Regions from separate parts of the Homo sapiens genome. Here region 1 is linked to region 2. A link is an interaction called in ENCODE POLR2A ChIA-PET data of the cell type or tissue named here. Cell type or tissue: Panc1. All regions are shown on one strand. Each heading gives the region's core, and the rest is flanking DNA. Links, peaks and the distances in the headings are about the cores only.

The links. ChIA-PET counts read pairs that join two places held together with the same protein. Peaks named below come from ENCODE experiments on the same cell type or tissue, not always from the same donor. Only the 100,000 strongest peaks of a DNase experiment are listed, where the experiment ranks them.
Region 1: POLR2A ChIA-PET joins it to region 2 with 13 read pairs; 4 of 35 experiments call an interaction of 5 or more read pairs at or near these places.

Annotation. Positions count from the first base shown.
Region 1 is chr9:88,367,672-88,378,258 of GRCh38, forward strand. It overlaps the pseudogene LOC124902359. Among named protein-coding and RNA genes, the nearest start is that of SPIN1, 15 kb to the right of the region's middle. In Panc1, for the core only: no CTCF peak of the experiment used is centred there; no DNase peak of the experiment used is centred there.
Region 2 is chr9:88,281,242-88,291,828 of GRCh38, forward strand. No RefSeq gene overlaps it. Among named protein-coding and RNA genes, the nearest start is that of SPIN1, 100 kb to the right of the region's middle. In Panc1, for the core only: no CTCF peak of the experiment used is centred there; no DNase peak of the experiment used is centred there; H3K27ac peaks cover 592 bases.

The sequences.
Region 1 (10,587 bases), core at 4,118-6,617, 86 kb after region 2:
ATTTGAGGTCCAGATGTATGGACATGGGGTGGAAGGAGGGACGGCCAAAAATATTTGAAGAAATAATGGCCTGGCCAAAAATATTTGAAGAAATAATGGCCTGTGTTTTCAAATTTGATGAAACTATAAACCCACAGTTCCAACCAACAAGAAAACCCAACAACCACAAGCAGAAGGAAAATGAAGAAAATTACACCAAAGCACAATATAATAAAATTGCAGTCCAGATGTGGTGGCTCACACCTATAATCCCAGCACTTTGGGAAGCCAAGGTGGATGAATCGCTTGAGTCCATGAGTTCGAGACCAGCTTGGGCAACATGGCAAAACCCTGTCTCTACAAAAAAAAAAAAAAAAAAAATTAGCCAGGCATGGTGGCACACACCTGTAGTCCCAGCTACTCAGGGGGAGGCTGAGGTGGAAGGACGGCTTGAGTCTCAGAGGCAGAGGTTGCAGTGAGCTGAGATCTTGCCACTGCACTCCAGCCTGGGTGACAGAGTGAGACCTCATCTCCAAAACAAACAAACAAACAAATACAATTGTTTAAAGTGAGATATAAGGCTGGGCATGGTGGCTTACACTTGTAAACTCAGTGAGACAGGAGAAAGGTAGAAATCAGTGAGGCAGGCAGTTAGGGTGGGTCCTTGGTTGAATTCTTTCATACAAAAGAATAGCCTGAAAAATCAAGCTTCAGGCACAGATAAGGGAACTTGCATAAAGGGTTTGCCTAAGACATGCCCTTGGCTGCACAGATAAGAAAGGATAGGCCGGACGGACGCAGTGGTTCACGCCTGTAATCCCAGCACTTTGGGAGGCCAAGACGGATGGATCACCTGAGGTCAGGAGATAAGACCATTCTGGTTAACACAGTGAAACCCCGTCTCTACTGAAAATACAAAAAATTAGCCGGGCGTGGTGGCGGGTGCCCGTAGTCCCAGCTACTTGGGAGGCTGAGGCAGGAGAATGGCGTGAACCCGGGAGGTGGAGCTTGCAGTGAGCCCAGATTGTGCCACTGCACTCCAGCCTGGGCGACAGAGCAAGACTCCATCTCAAAAAAAAAAAAAAAAAAAAAAAAGAAAGGATATATAGGTGACATGCCCGCAATGGAAAATTCTGTACCCTGACACATAGGCAGTAAGGGGAACAGAGCAATATGGAGTAACTCAAGCTAAGGAAGGGCCCGTGTGCACATTAGGAAGATGGGGTGGAGCTACCAGAAATTTGCACCTTATGCAAATGAGATGCCCAGGCCTCATAGGTTTCTCATAAAAGCCTTTGCATTTAACTGTAAAAACAGCAAGGCTGGGCACAGTGGCTCACGCCTGTATTCCCAGCACTTTGGGAGGCTGAGGCGGGCGATCACCTGAGGTCAGGAGTTTGAGACCAGCCAGGCAAACATGGTGAAACCCGGTCTCTACTAAAAATACAAAAATTAGCTGGGTGTGGTGGCAGGCACCTGTAATCCCAGCTATTTGGGAGGCTGAGGCAGGAGATCGCACCATTGCACTCCAGCCTGGGCGACAGAGCAAAACTGTCTCAAAAAAAAAACAAAAAAAAAAAACAGCAGCCTGGGCGGTGGCTCATGCCTGTAATCCCAGAACTTTGGGAGGCCTCTAAGTCTTCAACTCCTATTAACACGACATCATCATTAGCACAACATCACCCCAAGTCCTCTGGCCAGGCATGGTTCCTTTTGTGCAGATGATCTGGGAAGTACCCACTGATGTATTCCCACCACGAACACCCAGATTTCCTTGTTCTGCAGTGGTTCACTCTCAACCCAGGAATCTGAAGCAATAATTTCTAAATCATGTAGTTTGAGGGGGAGAGGTGATGACAATGTTGACATATTTAATTGATAACTAAGGCATAGAAAAATCAGCTAAACTTGGGCCATTTTTTCATATGTAGGTAACAGCTACACACACACGCGTGCGCACATGGTACATTCACATATGGGCATGCTCAACAGGTTTTTAACTGCCCAAACACACTTGGAATTCATCTGTGTAGAACATTCCAACACTCCTGCCTCAAAGGATGATCAGAAGACTGAAGATAATGAACACAGTTCTTGGCCTTTGGTTTGCAAAATAGGCTTCTGAGATCTCAAGGCAGAGATTTTAGTTTGAGACAACAAAGTTTTGAAGTCTGCAAGGTCTGTTTGAGACTCAAATGCCAAATTTCTTTTTTCTTTTCTTTTTTTTTCTCTTAAATGTCAAATCTCTAAAGATATATCTACTTTAGGAATATGGAAAGATTGGATGAGATCAGCGCTCTCCTGTCCCGTGATAAAGATCCCTTCCTCTGCCTGGGCAGGAGAAAGTTGGTGATGCCATGAAAGGTGGAGGGCTTTGGATCAGGGCATGAGAGTGTTTGTTCTCTAGGAGTTAGTGTGTTGGCTGAGTCTTGGGGTGTCCCTTCTGTCCTGGCCTGGCTACACCTTAACTCATTTATGCTGGAGGTTGCAATTTTTTGTGTGAAAAGTCAGATCTTGGCAATGATCTTGAGCAGTAGGATATAAATAACTCCCACAAGCTTAGAGTTCCAATAATGGAACACTAGTTAAGTATTATCTGGGATGTGTATTATCTGCTGGAATGCCAAGGCTCCCCTGTCTGTGCCCCAGCCTTTGTGCAGCCCTCAGACTCATCGTGACACCGAGAGAGGTTGTGGGCAGGCCTAGCATCCCCACTGAAGCTGGGCACTTATCATGTACACTCTGACTATAGTCAGTAGATGACCTAGTCTTGGAGGAAAACTGTGAAAGTAACCACCCCTCAAGGTCACTGTTTGAAAGCACTGTGGTTTCTTAGATTTAATCTATTCTATTACATGCTGGTGATTTATGGTTTTCACATCAAAGAAGTGAGCACTTACACTTTATACCCTCAGGGCAAATCTGGCCAGGGGAGGAGGGGATTGGTTGGTCTCTCACACACAGGAACAGACAGTCTCAAACACAGATGCACATGGAGAACTAGTAATCCTTTGGAAAGCTTGTCTTTTGTTTTAAGGAAATTATCTGTGGGCTAGCTATATAAACTAACATTTACACTTGATAGAGAATGAAAGTGGAATATTTTGATTATTTGACATTGTGAGCCATATGAAAAACATGTTTAAAGACAAAATAGGCGGGCTGGGTGCGGTGGCTCACGCCTGTAATCCCAGCACTTTGGGAGGCCGAGGAGGGTGGATCACCTCAGGTCAGGAGTTCGAGACTAGCCTGGCCAACATGGTGAAACCCCGTCTCTACTAAAAAATACAAAAGTTAGCTGGGCGTGGTGGCTCATGCCTGTAATCCCAGCTACTCGGGAGGCTGAGGCAGGAGAATGGCTTGAACCCAGTAGGCGGAGGTTGCAGTGAGCCAAGATTGTGCCATTACACTCCAGCCTGGGTGACAAGAGCAAAACTCCGTCTCAAAAAAAAAAAAAAAAAAAAAGACAAAATAGGCTGGGCTTGGTGGCTTGCCCCTGTAATCCCAGTACTTTGGGAGGCTAGGGTAGGCAGATCACCTGAGGTTAGGAGTTGGAGACTAGCCTGGCCAACATGGCAAAACTCCGTATCTACTAAAAATACAAAAATTAGCCAGGCATCATGGCGTGCGCCTGTATTCCCAGCTGTTTGGGAGGCTGAGGCATGAGAACCACTTTTACCAGGGAGGCAGAGGTTGCAGTGAGCTGAGATCGTGTGCCACTGCACTCCAGCCTGGGCGACAGAGACTCTGTCTCAGAAATAAATAAATAAAGACAAAATCAAAATTAATCCTCTCCAGTGCTTAAGGTTTTATTCTATAATTTGAAGTTTTTAAACATAAAAGTGTTTAAACTTTTATGTTTCAAAGTGTTCAAGTGTTTCTGAACATGAGAGTAGAAAAATGCATTATCTTAGTATGGGAAAGATGTTTCTAAACATTGTAAAAACTAAAGAAGCAGTGTAAGAAAATAGTGCCAAATTTGATTATACACAAATTTTAGGCCAGGTATGGTGGCTCATGCCTGTAATCCCAGCACTTCAGGAGGCTAAGGCACGAGGATAACTTGAGCCCAGGAGTTTGAGACTGCAAGACCTCCTCTCTACAAAAAATAGCAAATTGGCTAGGGCATGATGTTATGTGCCTGGGACCTCATTTACTTGGAACGCTGAGGTGGGTGGATTGCTTGAGCCCTAGAGGTTGAGGACACAGTGAGCTGATGATTGCACCACTGCAGGAAAATAAATACCATAAACAAAATAAAAACCGAAATAAAAAATTGGTTAAAAATTTTGCTACATATGTGACAACAGACTAATATTCTTCAACATGTAAGGAGTTCCTGTAAATCAAGGAAAAAAGACAAAATCCAAATAGATTAGACCACAACATGGACAATTTACAAGAAATAAATTTCCAATTTTTTTTGTTTTATTCTCTTAACAGCTTTTTTGAGATACATTTCATGTACTATATACTTTACTCATTTAAATCATACAATTCAGCTTTTATATATTCATACTTATGCATCTATTATCATAATCAATTTTGGAATATTTTTATTACTCCAGAAAGAAATGTAAGCACTTGACAAGTTCTTCCTGCCCATTGTGTAACTGCCCAGCGGGTTCACCTTGCCCTCTGCCTAGACAGAGCTGATTTATTAAGACAGGGGAATGGCAATACAGAAAGAGTAATTCACTCAGAGCCAGCTGTCCAGGAGACTAGAGTGTTATTATTACTCAAATCAGTCTCCCTGAGCATTCAGGGAGCAGAGTTTTTAAGGACAATTTTGTGGGTTGGGAAAAGCCGGTGAGCTGGGAGTGCTGATTGGTAGGGGATGAAATCACTGGGAGTGAGAGCTGTCTTCTTGGACTGAGTCAGTTCCTGGTTGGGGAAAATAAGATCAGATGAGCCAGTTTATTGATCTGGGTGGAGCCAGCTGACACATCAAGTGCAGGGTCTGCAAAATATCTCAAGCTCTGATCTTAGGAGCAACTTAGAGAGGGTCAGAATCTTGTAGCCTCCAGCTGCATGACTCCTAAACCATAATTTCTAATCTTATGGCTAACGTTAGTCCTACAAAGGCAGTCTAGTCCCCAGGCAAGAAGGAGGTCTGCTTTGGGAAAAGGACTATTAGGGTCTTTGTTTTAAACTATAAACTTTAAACTATAAACTATAAATTAAGTTTTTCCCAAAGTTAGTTCAGCCTACCCCCAGGAATGAACAAGGACAGCTTGGAGATTAGAAGCAAGATGGAGTTGGTTAGGTTAGATCTCTTTCACTGTCTCAGTCATAATTTTACAAAGATGGTTTCAATTGCAAAGACAAAATTATAATAATTCACTGAGACCACGAAATTGCAGTAAAGGAAGACTTCAATTGATGTGAGGCTGGTCACATCACATGAGAGACGGAGTTACTACTCAAATCAATATTACCAAAGGCTTAAAGGTTAGGGTGTTTTAAAGATAGTTCGGTGGGCAGGGAGTGAGGTTATAGGTGCTGATGATTGGTTGAGGATTCAATCATAGGGGTATGGAAAATGATCCTTATGTCTGAGTCGGCTTCTTGGTGGGTGCCCCAGGACTGGCTGAGTCATGGGCCTGGGTGGGGCTATCTAGTAGTAAAAAATGCAAAGTCTGGAAAGACATTTCAAAACGCCAATCTTAGGGTCTACGTAGTGATGTTATTTACAGGAATAATTGGGGAAGTTGCTAATCTTGTGACCTCTGGAATAATGTCTGGTAGCCATTTAAGTAATTTTGCAAAGGCAGTTTCAGAAACCATGTACTCCTTAGCCATTACCCCTCAATTCCCCATTCCCCCCAGTCCTAGGCATCAATATAATTTGTCTCTATGAATTTGTCTTTCAATTCATGAATATAGGATGCTTTTAAACTTATTTTGGACTTTAATTACCTTCAACATTATTTTATTCTTTTGGAATCTGTTATAAGTAGAATTGTTTTCTTAACTTCATTTTCAGTTTGTTCATTGCTACTGTATAGAAATACAACTGATTTTTATATATTGATCATACATCCTAAAACCTTGCTGAACTCATTTATTAGTTCTAAGAGTTTTTTTTTTTTTTTTTTTTTGAGACAGAGTTTCGCTCTTGTTGCCCAGGCTGGAGTGCAATGGCACTATCTCCTGAGTAGCTGTGATTACAGGCATGTGCCACCACACACGGCTAATTTTGTATTTTTAGTAGAGATGGGGTTTCTCCGTGTTGGTCAGGCTGGTCTCGAACTCCTGACCTCAGGTGATCCGCCTGCCTCAGCCTCCCAAAGTGCTGGGATTACAGGCATGAGCCACCGCATCTGGCCTGTTAGTTCTAAGAGTTTTTTAGAGGATTCCTTAGGAACAAATTACTTTTAAATATATGAAAAGAGATCAACTTCTCCTATACTAATAAGATAAATGCAAATCCAGATTACCACAGGATATGATAAATTCACCTACTAAATTGGCAGATCTAAAATTTTGATATCATTGTGTAGATGATATCATTGTGTAGGTGTTGTATCTATTAAGACAAATACTCATACTTTGTCTTCAGAATTCTGAAACCGCCATTGCAAAAGTATAACCGAGACAGTAGAAGAGATCTAACCTAAGACTATACTTTCAGGGATCATTTCTATAGTTCGTTACTAAAGAAGTTTCTCTGAACGTGTAGAGCACCGGTACAAACAAATGGAAGAACATTCCATGCTCATGGATAGGAAGAATCAATATCGTGAAAATGGCCATACTGCCCAAGGTAATTTATAGATTCAATGCCATCCCCATCAAGCTACCAATGACTTTCTTCACAGAATTGGAAAAAACTACTTTAAAGTTCATATGGAACCAAAAAAGACCCCGCATTGCCAAGTCAATCCTAAGCCAAAAGAACAAAGCCGGAGGCATCACACTACCTGACTTCAAACTATACTACAAGGCCACAGTAATCAAAACAGAATGGTACTGGTACCAAAACAGAGATATAGACCAATGGAACAGAACAGAGCCCTCAGAAGTAATACCACACATCTACAACTATCTGATCTTTGATAAACCTGACAAAAACAAGCAATGGGGAAAGGATTCCCTATTTAATAAATGGTGCTGGGAAAACTGGCTAGCCATATGTAGAAAGCTGAAACTGGATCCCTTCCTTACACCTTATACAAAAATTAATTCTAGATGGATGGATTAAAGACTTAAATGTTAGACCTAAAACCATAAAAACCCTAGAAGAAAACCTAGGCAATACCATTCAGGACATAGGCATGTGCAAGGACTTCATGTCTAAAACACCAAAAGCAATGGCAACAAAAGCCAAAATTGACAAATGGGATCTAATTAAACTAAAGAGCTTCTGCACAGCAAAAGAAACTACCATCAGAGTGAACAGGCAACCTACAGAATGGGAGAAAATTTTTGCAATCTACTCATCTGACAAAGGGCTAACATACAGAATCTACAAAGAACTCAAACAAACTTACAAGGAAAAAACCACCCCATCAAAAAGTGGGCGAAGAATATGACAGACACTTCTCAAAAGAAGATATTTATGCAGCCAAAAGACACATGAAAAAATGCTCATCATCACTGGCCATCAGAGAAATGCAAATCAAAACCACAATGAGATACCATCTCACACCAGTTAGAATGGCGATCATTAAAAAGTCAGGAAACAACAGGTGCTGGAGAGGATGTGGAGAAATAGGAACACTTTTACACTGTTGGTGGGACTGTAAACTAGTTCAACCATTGTGGAAGTCAGTGTGGCAATTCCTCAGGGATCTAGAACTAGAAATACCATTTGACCCAGCCATCCCATTACTGGGTATATACCCAAAGGATTATAAATCATGCTGCTATAAAGACACATGAACACGTATGTTTATTGCAGCACTATTCACAGTAGCAAAGACTTGGAACCAACCCAAATTTCCAACGATAGATTAAATTAAGAAAATGTGGCACATATACACCATGGAATACTATGCAGCCATAAAAAATGACGAGTTCATGTCCTTGTAGGGACATGGATGAAGCTGGAAACCATCATTCTCAGCAAACTATTGCAAGGACAAAAAACCAAACACTGCATGTTCTCACTCATAGGTGGGAACTGAACAATGAGAACACTTGGACACAGGAAGGGGAACATCACACACCAGGGCCTGTCGTGGGGTGGGGGGAGGGGGGAGGGATAGCATTAGGAGATACACTTAATGTAAATGACGAGTTAATGGGTGCAGCACAGCAACATGGCACATGTATCCATATGTAACAAACCTGCACGTTGTGCACATGTACCCTAGAACTTAAAGTATAATAAAAAACAAAAACAAACAAACAAACAAAAAAAAAAAATATATATATATATATATATATATATATATAGAGAGAGAGAGAGAGAGAGAGAGAGAGAGAGAGAGAGAGATCTAACCTAACTAGCTCCATCTTGCTTCTAACCTCCAAGCTGTCCTTGTTCATTCCTGGGGGTAGGCTGAACTAACTTTGGGAATAACTTAGTTTATAGTTTGAAGCAAAGATGTTAACAGCCCTTTCCCAAAACAAACTCCCTTCTTGCCTGGGAACTAGACTGTCTTTGTAGGACTAACGAATTAGTCAAAAGATTAGAAATTATGGTTTAGGAGTCATGCAGCTGGAGTCTACAAGATTCTGACCCTCCCCAGATTGTTCCTGGGGATAACAACACTATTGTAAAACCTAAGATCACTGCTTGAGATATTTTGCATATCCTGCACTTGATGGACCAGCCAGCACCACCCAGATTGATCAACTGGCTCATCTGATTTTGTGGCCTCCATTCAGGAACTGACTCAGCACAAGACTACAGCTTCAACTCCCTATGATTTCATCTCTGACCCAATCGGCACTCCCGAATCACTGGTGCCACCCCTCACTCATCAAATTATTCTTAAAAACTCTGATCCCCGGCTGGGTGCGGTGGCTCACACCTGTAATCCCAGCACTTTGGGAGGCCGAGGCGGGTGGATCACGAGGTCAGGAGTTCGAGATCAGCCTGGCCAAGATGGTGAAACCCGGTCTCTACTAAAAATACAAAAATTAGCTGGGCATGGTGGCACATGCCTGTATTCCCAGCAACTTGGGAGGCTAAGGCAGGAGAATCGCTTGAATCCAGGAGGCGGAGGTTGCGGTGAGCCGAGATCATGCCATTGCATTCCAGCCTGGGCGACAAGAGCGAAACTATGTCTTAAAAAGAAAAAAAAAAAAAGGCCGGGTGTGGTGGCTCATGCCTGTATTCCCAGCACTTTGACAGGCTGAGGCTGGCGGATCACGAGGTCGGGAGATCGAGACCATCCTGGCTAACACGGTGAAACCCCGTCTCTACTAAAAAAATACAAAAAAATTAGCCGGGTGCAGTGGCGGGCGCCTGTAGTCCCAGCTACTCAGGAGGCTGAGGCAGGAGAATGGCGGGAATCCAGAAGGCGGAGCTTGCAGTGAGCTGAGATCGCGCCACTGCACTCCAGCCTGGGAGACAGGCGAGACTCTATACCAAAAAAAAAAAAAAAAATTCTGATCCCCGAATGCCTGGGGAGACTGATTTGAGTAATAATAAAATTCCCATCTCCGTACGGCTCTGTGTGAAATACTCTTTCTCTATTGCAATTCCCCTGTCTTGATAAATTGGCTCTGTCTAGTCAGCAGTCAAGGTAAACATTTTAGGTGGTTATACATTTATAAACATACACATTTTATAAACATTTATAAAATATCCTCCTTCTCAACATAACCATCATCCCACTCCCCAATAAAATAATTATCTGTGATCGTGAAGTACCCAGTTTACTTGCTGTTTGACAATTATTTTTGAGACGGAGTTTCACTGTTGTCACCCAGGTGGCGTGCAGTGGATGCTATCTCAGCTTACTGCAACCTCCACCTCCTGGGTTCAAGGGATTCTCCTGCCTCAGCCTCCTGAGTAGCTGGAATTGCAGGCGCCTGCCACCACGCCCAGCTAATTTTTGTATTTGTAGTAGAGGCGGGGTTTCACCATGTTAGCCAGGTTGATCTCGAACTCCTGACCTCAGTGTGATCCACCCACCTAGGCTTCCGAAAGTGCTGGGATTACAGGTGTGAGCCACTGCACCCAGCCTGACAATTATTATTATGCTATCTTTTTCATGAGCACTCCATCAGGTCAAATCCTGTCTCCAAAAGTTTATTACAAGAGTCTTCTACATGGTCTCCTATATCTCAAAATTCCTCCTCTACATTTTCCTCTAGACAGCACCAGATTGACTCAGCAAAGTTTACCCCACAAACCTGACCGAACAACTTAAATGGTTTCCAACTGTATGGTGAAACTCCTTTATAAAAGTGTAGTTCTGTATAGAACTTATTTTGATCCTTGACATAACTCTGTAAGAATGGGCAAGGAGAGTTTAAATTCCCCCAATATCCTGGCGCTTCATAACCCCAGTGTCCTAATAAATCCACATGACCCAGTATTCCCTGACCATGTCATGCGTTTATTCATAATAAACAGTTGTTGAACCCTTACCGTGCTCTAGGAGTATACTGATAATGAAAACAAGAGTTTGTTGTGCCCTCTGGACTTGA
Region 2 (10,587 bases), core at 4,387-6,886:
AACAGCCTAGTACTTGCTCCTTAATTCCTGGCTTCAGTGTAACTGTTGAGCTGACGTCATACTGAATCGTGAAGGGTAGCAATGAATGGGGTGGCCTACCTCAAACAGCAAGGCGAGTCATGGCCCAGAAACAAAGGTCAGGAGGGAGCCTGGGAGCCAGAACCCCCCGCATCCCTGCTCCGCTGCTGTGTGATTGCTGCTGCTGTTCTTCCTGGAGGATGAACTGACACATTTGGTTGGAAAAGGCTTCCAGAAGAGATCCTACCTTCCTTCGAGTGTGGCCGAGAGATCAATCAATCCCAAGAGTATCCAGTATGGATATGATTTGAAAGAAACTCACTTGTCATTTCATGTGAACACAGCAATTACGATAGTAGATGTACATGGAGACAAACACACACACAGACACACACACACACATACTCAGAGAGAGAGCCAGCAGCCCAGGCAGTATATGCCGTATACACCAAAGCATGGTCAATGATCAGTAGCTATCTATAGATTAAAGCTGATTTTACTTTCTTGCTTGTCTACTATTTCTCTACATTTTTTACATGACCGTACATCACTTTTGCAATAAGAAAAATATAAAAAGTTTATTTTCGGCTGGCACAGTGGCTCACGCCTGTAATCCCAGCACTTTGGCAGGCCAAGGTGGGCTGATCACCTGAGGTTGGGAGTTCGAGACCAGCCTGACCAACATAGAGAAACCCCATCTCTACTAAAAATACAAAATTAGCTGGGCATGGTAGCACATGCTTATAATCCCAGCTACTCAGGAGGCTGAGACAGGAGAATTGCTTGAACCCGGGAGGTGGAGGTTGTGGTCAGCCACGATTGCGCCATTGCACTCCAGCCTGGGCAACAAGAGGGAAACTCCGACTCAAAAAAAAAAAAAAAAGGGCCGGGCGCAGTGGCTCACGCCTGTAATCCCAGAACTTTAGGAGGCTGAGGTGGGAGGATCATGAGGTCAGGAGATCAAGACCATCCTGGCTAACACGGTTAAACCCCATCTCTACTAAAAATACAAAAAATTAGCCGGGTGTGGTGGCGGGCACCTGTAGTCCCAGCTGCTCGGGAGGCTGAGGCAGGAGAATGGTGTGAACCCAGGAGGTGGAGCTTGCAGTGAGCCAAGATCGCACCACTGCACTCTAGCCTGGGCGACAGAGGGAGACTCTGTCTCAAAAAAAAAAAAAAAGAAAAGTTTATTTTCATTTAACTATAAAAGGAGAGTGGTCTGGCCATGAGCTCATGTCTTTCAGGTGCCTGCTCAGAGGATGAGTCAAGAGTCAGGAATTTCAGAGGGGACCACTATCAGCAGGGGAGCCCTGTAGCTCAAATGGCCTTAGGTGTTATGTCTCCCTAAGTTTCTGCCCTCCCTCCCTAACCCACCCCTAATGTCCCCATTTTATTTTTCTTTAAATTTATTATTATAATTATTACTTTTAGAGACAGAGTCTTCCAGGTGGAATTTGCTCTTCCAGGTGGCTTTCTTCTGGAAAGCCCATAGGCTGAAATGGAAGGATTCTCAGGCTGGCCACCTGAGAGCAGCCACGCAGGGAGACTGTTCACAGCACGGAACAGAGAGCAGCCCATGGAAGGTCAGGCAGGGCTCCATCTGCAGAAGCAAGGAAGGGAAGGATGGGGAAAGGGCTGCCAGAAAGGGAAGGTAGAGAAGAGAAAAACCAAGAAGCAGAAAGGGCAACCAAGTTTATGAAGCTTTACCACAGGGCGGCCAGGTCTCAACTAGTATTAGAGTTATTTCAATATTTTAAAAAAAAAGAAAACTGAGTATACAGTGAGTTGCAGAGAAATACAGCCCCTAGCAACACACATATATAAGAGATAGCAGGCCAAAACAGGGAAAGCACAGAGTCAAGGCAGAGAGCACGCCACTCCTGGCCAAGAACAAATTCAAACCCACCCTGCTGAGAAGCTGCTGGTCAACAACTCTTCCTGACCCAGCACATTTGTAGTTCTAGCTACTATTTAATTTCATCCTCAAGAGGTTCATAGTAGTGGAAAGAGTGGAAACCAGAAAATAGAGAAATTAAAATAAAGCACCAAGCCCTGTCCTTCTTTAAAGTGGCATTGAACGCATTTAACTCTGCTTATTCCTGGAATCCAGTGATGGCCACACTACAGGGATTTAAACAAAATGGCAATAAACTATGAACCCATAAAGATGAAGAAAACAAGAGCAACAACAACAACAACAAACTTTGAAGCTAGAAAGCAATTAGATGAGTGAAACTGACTCATCAGGCTTATGAGGGCCAAATCCAAGATCAAAAGGAAAGCTGGAAATTAGGGAAATCACAAGCATCCCACTTGTGACACCCCATTTCCCAAAAGCTCCCAGATGAGGGAAGAGTGGGGAGTCACTTGAGGGGGGCTCATGTGAAAGGGGTTTAAGAAGCAGGCAGATCCTGAGATGCCCTCAGCCTTCACCTGCTGGAGCTTGCCACCTATCAGGGAGAAACTTGGATGTTCACTTGGTGGAGAGAGTTCTCAACAGAGAGCGACATCGAAGGTCTTGAGAAGTGCATCAGAACAGAAGGACTAAGTAACTGTCAGCACACAGCTTACTGAACTCAAAGATACCCAACCCACTTCAACCCCTAGGCTTTCAGATCTATTGATGTCAAACATTTAGTGTCCAGGCAGAAAACTAGAATTTTCTTTTCTTGCTTGCTTTTTTTTTTTGGGGGGGGGGGGGGACAGTGTCTTGCTCTGTCACCCAGGCTGGAGTGAAATGGTGCCATCTTGGCTCACTGCAACCTCCGCCTCCTGGGTTCAAGCAATTCTCCTGCCTCAGCCTCCCAAGTAGTTGGGATTACAGGCACCCACCACCACACCCGGCCAATTTTTATATTTTTAGTAGAGATAGGGTTTTGCCATGTTGGCCAGGCTGGTCTCAAACTCCTGGCCTCAAGTGATCTGCCCGCCTCAGCCTCCCAAAGTGCTGGGATTACAGGCATGAGCCACTGTGCCCAGCCAAAATTAGAAGAATTTCCAGTGAAGTATCTAACCTGCCTCAGGGAAAAAACCTAAAGATGCTGACCTCAGAGTTTCCCTAGCAGATAAAAGACCAACTTAGGGGCTGGGCGCGGTGGCTCACGCCTGTAATCCCAGCACTTTGGGAGGCCGAGGCGGGCGGATCACGAGGTCAGGAGATTGAGACCATCCTGGCTAACAAGGTGAAACCCCGTCTCTATTGAAAATATAAAAAATTAGCCGGGCGTGGTGGCGGGCACCTGTAATCCCAGCTACTTGGGAGGCTGAGGCAGGAGAATGGCGTGAACCCGGGAGGCGGAGCTTGCAGTGAGCAGAGATCGCGCCACTGCACTCCAGCCTCGGCGAAAGAGCGAGACTCTGTCTCAAAAAAAAAAAAAAAAAAAAAAAAAAAAAAAAAAAAGACCAACTTAGGTTATTTTACAGTGAAGCTCAAAATCATGAAGCCCATCTAAGTGCTCAGAGCTCCCAACACCTTTTTGTCCTCCTTTCTTAATCCAGGCAGCCAAAAATTACCAGACATCTGAGGAAAGCATCTAACATGGAAGAAAGGGACCAAACCAGCAAACAAACGCACAAGCATCTGAAAACAACACAGAATAAACACAGATAATGCAAGAAGATTTTAAGAAACAAAAACCAATCATTAATATCTTCAGAGAGATATGAGAAACAATAACAAGGTACTATGAAAAATAAATGTTTAGAGTGTTAGAGGGTTCTTAATTATAGTAGAAATTTTAAAACTCAGGATAAGGGTTAGATGAAAAAGTTGAGGAAATCACCCAAAAATTAAAATAAAAAGACAGATGGAAAACACGAGTGAAAAGAAAAAAAAAAAATCATAGGATGAGGCCTAGATCTGAACAGAAGTTTCTGAAAGAGCGAGAGAGAAAAAAAAAGGAAATCTACAGGGAAATAATTTGAGAAAATGTCTCTCACTAAAAGACACAAATTTCCAGATTGAAAGAGTACCTGGCACAATGGATGAAGACAGTTCCACATCCAGGCACTACAGTGTGAAATTTCATAGCCCAGGGATAAAGATTTTACAAGCTTTCAGGTAGAAAAGACAGTCACTCACACAGGATATGAATTAGAATGGTGCCACATTCAACAGCTAGAAGACAGTGTAGCCAGCTTTCAAAATGCTATGAGAATGGCATCCAGGATTTCTATATCCAGCCAAACTATCAATCAAAAAGGGTAGAATAATGACATTTTCAGACATGCAATGTGACATGCACCCTTCCTCCAGAACCTACTGAAGAATATACTCAACTTCAGTGAGAGTGTAAACCAGGAAACAAGAGATGCAGCAATGGATAGCAGAAAAGGGGATCCCTAAGATGATGGGAGGGGATGTCTCAGGGCAGGGACAGAGCCCCAACATAGAGGGAAGCCAGTCCAACCAGATTGATTGAACCAGCATGACCAAGAGAAGGAGAGGTATCATCACCAGAATCCCTGTTGCTATTTTGTTATCCTTTTAACCTGAGAATTCAATCATGTTAGCTTGCCTCAGATTCTTTTCTATATATATGTGATTTGTTTTGATCATGAGACTTCTGACAGCCCTTCCATGTCTGTCTGAGTACTTTCATTTCATCCCACAACATGATTTACTTTGATGTTTGCCTAAAAGGTAGGTATAAGCCACACTAAGCTTAGAAAAACAAAATTCAGAGCAGCCCACTTTCTCTGACCATATTCCTGCCAGATATGCAAGTCCTAGCCCTATCACAGCTGCCCCAAATGGAGTAAGTCCCCTGTTTCCCAGGGCTGTCTCACGACCTCGCCCCAAACTAGGGCCAGATTACATCCCAGAAATTCTCTACAGCTTCTTTTCCGCTGAAAATCTTTATCTAACGATGACAATATTGACCTTCTCTTAGATGGCTAGTTTTGTGCTTGCTACTCAGATTTCAAAGCTAAGCAATATATTTTTTTTCCCACTGCATAAATAAATGGTAGAATAATGTACTGGGGTTAGGACTTCAGCACGTGAATTTTGGGAGGAAGCAATTCAGCCCATAACAGTATTATTATTATCTTTTTTTTTTTTTTCTGAGACGAGGTCTCACTCTGTCGCCAGGCTGGAGTGCAGTGGCGTGATCTCGGCTCACTGCAACCTCCACCTCCTGGATTCAAGGGACTCTCCTGCCTCAGCCTCCAGAGTAGTGGGGTTTCGCCATGTTGGCCAAGGTGGGCAGATCACAAGGTCAGGAGATCGAGACCATCCTGGCCAACATGGCGAAACCCTGTCTCTACTAAAAATACAAAAATTAGCCAGGTGTGATGGCGCACATCTGTAATCCCAGCTACTCGGGATGGGTGCCCAACCCATTTTCAAATTTTTATAATAAAAGTATTAAAGAGGCCAGGTGAGGTGGCTCACGTCTGTAATCACAGCAGGAGACGGGATAAGGGTAATCACCCCAGCACCTGGACTCATTTAGATTAAATAAATTTACTGAGGCTCCAGAGGAAGGGCTTCAGGACTCAGACCTTAGTTATAGATTAAAAGAAGTTAATCACTAATGTCTTCAGATGAATTCACACTTACACATAGACATATAGCTTAGCCGGGCGTGGTGGCTCATGCCTGTAATCCCAGATTTCAGGGAGGCAGAGGTGGGAGGATAGCTTGAGCCCAGGAGTTTGAGGCTTGCCTGGGCAATATAATGATACCCTGTTCTCCACAAAAAGGAAAAAAAAAGCAGACAAAACAAACAAACAAAAAAGACATATAGCTTTGAAGGTGTATAAGCTCTGGAAAACTTTGTAATTTTGAGTTGTTCTGGCAATAGTTTCCAGGCCTTCTCCCTGTAACTGGTTGCAGAAAATAAAAACTCTCTTCCTCCCCAGTTCGTCTGCATCTCACTACTGGGCCACAAGAAATAGCAGCCTAACCCTCAGTTTGGTCAGGGGACAACTGCACTCCAGTGTGGGTGACAGAGCAAGACTCTGTCTCAAAATAAACAAAAGAAAGCAGAAGAGGACTTGGGTAAGTGTTTGAAAAACAGAGGAGGTATGTGTGCACCAGGGGGCAGGAATCTTGAAGGTCATCTCAGAATTCTACCTGCCCCAGAGATATTTAGGGTAAACAGGTGGGTAAAAATTGGAGCTCACTGGAGGATCAGGCACCAAAGAATTTGACTATAAGAAATCCTTTATCTGGCCAGGTGTGGTGGCTCATGCCTGTAATCCCAACACTTAGGGAGGGCAAGGCAAGTGGATCACTTAAGGTCAGGAGTTTGACACCAGCCTGGCCAACATGGCAAAACCCCATCTCTACTAAAAATACAAAAATTAGTCGGGCATGGTGGTGTGCACCTGTAGTCCCCGCTACTTGGGAGGCTGAGGCAGGAGAATCACCTAAACCCAGGAGGCAGAGTTGCAGTAAGCTGAGATCACGCCACTACACTCCAGCCTGGACGACAGGCTTTTTTTGAGACTCTGTCTCAAAAAAAAAAAAAAAAAAAAAAGAAAAGAAAAAAGAAATCCTTTATCTGGTACATTAATGTGCTAAGCTTGTTATTCAAGCTAGATGTTATTATGTAGGGACTTTATTTTTACGTAGCCATCATTGTATTGATCTCAAAAACTCTCTTTTGTTCAAAGCCTAAGTAACCTCAACCCCTAAAATTGGGGCGCCTCCCTGATACATGAGCTGTGGACCAGTAGTGCGGCAGAGGCAGAGCAGGCCAGCTGTTCTTGGTTTGCCCCCAGACTCGCTTTTGGCCAGGGAGGCTGCCCCTGACTCCACCGCCCCCAAGGGGCAGCATCACCTGAGCTCCCTTGCCTCTGGCTTCTAGCTGGGGTCAGCCAGCACAAGGCAACAGTAAGGAACAAGGGTGGGAGGAGAGAAAGATGACAAGGAAGTTGTTCTGCTCCTCCTCCCTTGCTGCAGCCTGGACTGGCTGTGTTCCATGTGGTCCTGTCCCTGGCTCCAAGCCCTCACCAGCTTCTGATCCCAGCAAACATTCTTCTTGCCCTTCAGGGCTGGGAGTAACCACTACCCAGTCTTTATAGTCCCTGGTGCCTCCCCATCCTTTGTTGGTTTCTTTACCCAACTCTATAAAGAATCTCTTCATTAAACTCTTTTCAGATAAATTATTAATACCTTTAGTGTGTCCTGCCAGGATTGTGACAGATACAGACAGATGACACATGAGTGATCTTCCTCTGTCTTTTGATTCCTGGATGTTATTTATATTTTGATGTATTTAGAACAAACATACATACATGTATATGTATACATAAAGAGCCTTAAACATCTAACAACTAAATGACCTGACCTATGCCAGGTGCGGTGGCTCATGCCTGTAATCCCAGCACTTTGGGAGGCCAAAGCGGGCAGATCACGAGGTCAGGAGATCGAGACCATCCTGGCTAACACGGTGAAACCCCATCTCTACTAAAGATACAAAAAATTAGCCGGGTGTGGTGGCGGGCACCTGTAGTCCCAGCTACTTGGGAGGCTGAGGCATGAGAATGGTGTGAACCTGGGAGGCGGTGTTTGCAGTGAGCCAAGATTGTGCCGCTGCACTCCAGCCTGGGCAACAGAGCGAGACTCTGTCTCAAAAAAAATAAAATAAAAATAACCTGACCCAAAGCACTGGGAATTTGCTGGGGAATCCTAGAAGGTCATAGAAATCAGACACACCGAGGCCTATGATGGTGAAGATGTGGGAATCCATCTCCTCTGTTTGTGCTCTCTGGTTCCCAGTCTCTAAGATATCCCCAAAACGAGAGTGTCTGAAAAGATAAATAGAGATGCTTCCAGCACAGTTGTTGCACAACAAACTACATCAAAACTTAGTGGCTTAAAACAACCACCACGTCTTTAGCCCACAGATCTGTGATTCGGGCAGGGCTTGGTGGGACGGCACAGCTTTGCTCCATGTGATGGAACCTTGTGGTGGCTGCACGTTGGTGCCCTAGACAGTGGCCCCAGAGTAGCCAGTCCACTTGGACAGTGGCTTAGGGCTCCTGAGAGAGAGCCAAGCAGAAGCTGGGTTGCTCTGAAGATTTGACCAACCTAGGCTCATTCCCTCCTGTTGCCCTCATTTCCTCCTGTTGCCTTGCTCTGGCTGACCCCAGCAAGGAAGCTCAGGTGATGCTGCCCATGGGGGTTGGCAGTGGGGGGAAGCCTCTCTGGCCAAAAGTGAGTCTGGGGGGAAACCAAGAAGCCACGCAGTTTCTTCCTCTGGCCGGAGTCACAAAGGCTCAACCTGGTTACAGGTGAGAGAACAGAGATGCAACGTCTTGGTCGGGGGTGACAAGGCTCAGGAGGAGCCCATGGGACCAGAAATGCAGTTGTGGCCAATCTGAACAAATAGAATCTGCCACAAAGACATTAAGGAAATCAATCCCCAAGTGTGAGAATCAACAGCGCCCACTCCATGGCGCCCTGCTACAGTCATGTTGGAGCGCCCTCCCTCCCCAGGCCTGCACGGCAGCAGCTAGAACGCGACTGCACACTCAGGCTGCTTTAGAGACCTTGTCACCTTTACACCATTGCACGAAGGCATTACTGCCTTGTTCTGCATTAAATCTCAGCTGTCACATAAATCAGTGACAACTACCAGTTAATTACTTCTGGAAGAAAGCTACACAGAGTTTCATTTTTTTTTCTTTGCTAGTGATGAATAATTTTCCTTTGAATCACACATTGGAATATGGCAGAATATGGTCCTTTCATTTTCAAAACCTTGCATCGGTGACAAAAAATAAAATAAAGGAGAGATCTTGCGTATCCATCACACTGGAAGCTGAGCACCGTATTCCATTGCATAGTTTCCAGAATTCCCACGTGTGCGTGAATGTACATGAGCATTCCCTGTCAATGTCACTTTAAGGGCAAATCTTTCTCCCCCTCCATCAGACAGTCTTCACCAAACAAGCATTTCTGGAGTAACCTACTCTTCAAGAACAACCTGGAGTGCACGCTGGGTCCTGTGGGCGCAAAGGTTACAATGATAGAGACTATTCTGGCTGTGCTGAGACCTGCAGCCCAGGCTGGATCCAGTGTCCAGCGAGCCTGAGGCCTGTCCATTCTACAAGTCCATACATTCATGATGCTCATCTCTCCCTCAAGACTTGCCAAACTCTGACCAGGCGTGGTGGCTCACACCTGTAATCCCAGCACTTTGGGAGGCTGAGGCTGGCAGATCTCCTGAGGTCAGGAGTTCAAGACCAGCCTGGCCAACATGCCTAAACCCTGTCTCTACTAAAAACACAAAAAATTCACTGGGTGTGGTGGTGCATGCCTGTAATCCCAGCTACTCAGAAGGCTAAGGCAGGAGAATAGTTTGAACCCAGGAGGGAGGTTGCAGTGGGCCGAGATGACACTATTTCACTCCAGCCTGGCTAAAAGAGTGAGACCCCATCTCAAAAAATAACAACAAAAAAGAGTTGCCAAACTCTGCTCAAGGTCTCCTCTGTGATTCCAGGTTTCTTGCCTCTCGATGGGCACACAGTGGTAACCCCTCCTTCACGCAATTCAACCCGCCTAGGTGCTCCTGCCCTTTGTCTCATCTCCCATCTCTCCTCCTAGTTCCCCTTTAATTGTCCCCCTTTGGTCTACTAATGAATCAATAACTCCATTGTCCAGATTTGGGGAAAAGCTCTTCCCAGTTCCTCCCATGACTAAAACCTGTTTTTCTCTAAGATGTCCCAAACCTTGAAGCCGTCTCTAAGAGACCTTCTCCAATCTTTTAGTCATCCTGGGGGCCAGAAAGGCCTTTTGCCCACCTGTCTTCAGCAATCCCGTCTTGGACTCTCTCTTTCTCCTCCCGAAAGCCCCGTCTCACTGCTGACACCACGTCTCCCCCATGTCCCTCTGCTGTCTCCAGGGCCTGTGCCTCCCTGAGGCTTGCCCAGCATTGATGCCTTCAGCACTCTCGAGAATCCTTTGAAGAATTTTCATTTCAAAACCCTTGGCTGCCCTCAAATGGCCTTCCAAACCTGCTGGGCAGGTGGCAGTAGCTACCCTTGACCCATGAGAAACCCCAGCTTGCAAAGGTGTCCTGACGAGCCCTCCCACCTTACAGTCCAAGTGACAGGGCACAGGCTGAACGCAGGTACCTGGTCCCATAGAGCTGTTTATGGTTGGCCCAGCCTAAGGCAACTGTGATTTAGTACAGTTTGGGAGGACACGTCTGAAGTCATCAGACACCCTTAACCCTGCTCCCAAACCACCCCCGTTTCAGTGCCTCCATCTCCCATTGATGGTGACGCTGGGATGTTGTCTACTCCTCAGCATGGCAGTGAGCGAAACTCACACAGTCCATTCATTTGTATTAGTACATATGTTGAAATGTGTTCTCACTGATCAAAAATAAATTCCAGTGCATGGTTTTCACACACAGCATAATGTTGTGTCTGTAAGATGATAACAGACAAACTCATTAGCTAAAAATGCTCTGCATAAAGTGGGGGCTGAGAAGTAGGCAAGAGAAATCAGTAGCTGAGATTCTACATAAAAAAACATCTGTTAAGACTGAGGGACCAGGCCTGGCTGCTTACAGTGGCATCTCCTGGGAACTTGTGAGAAAATGCAGAGAT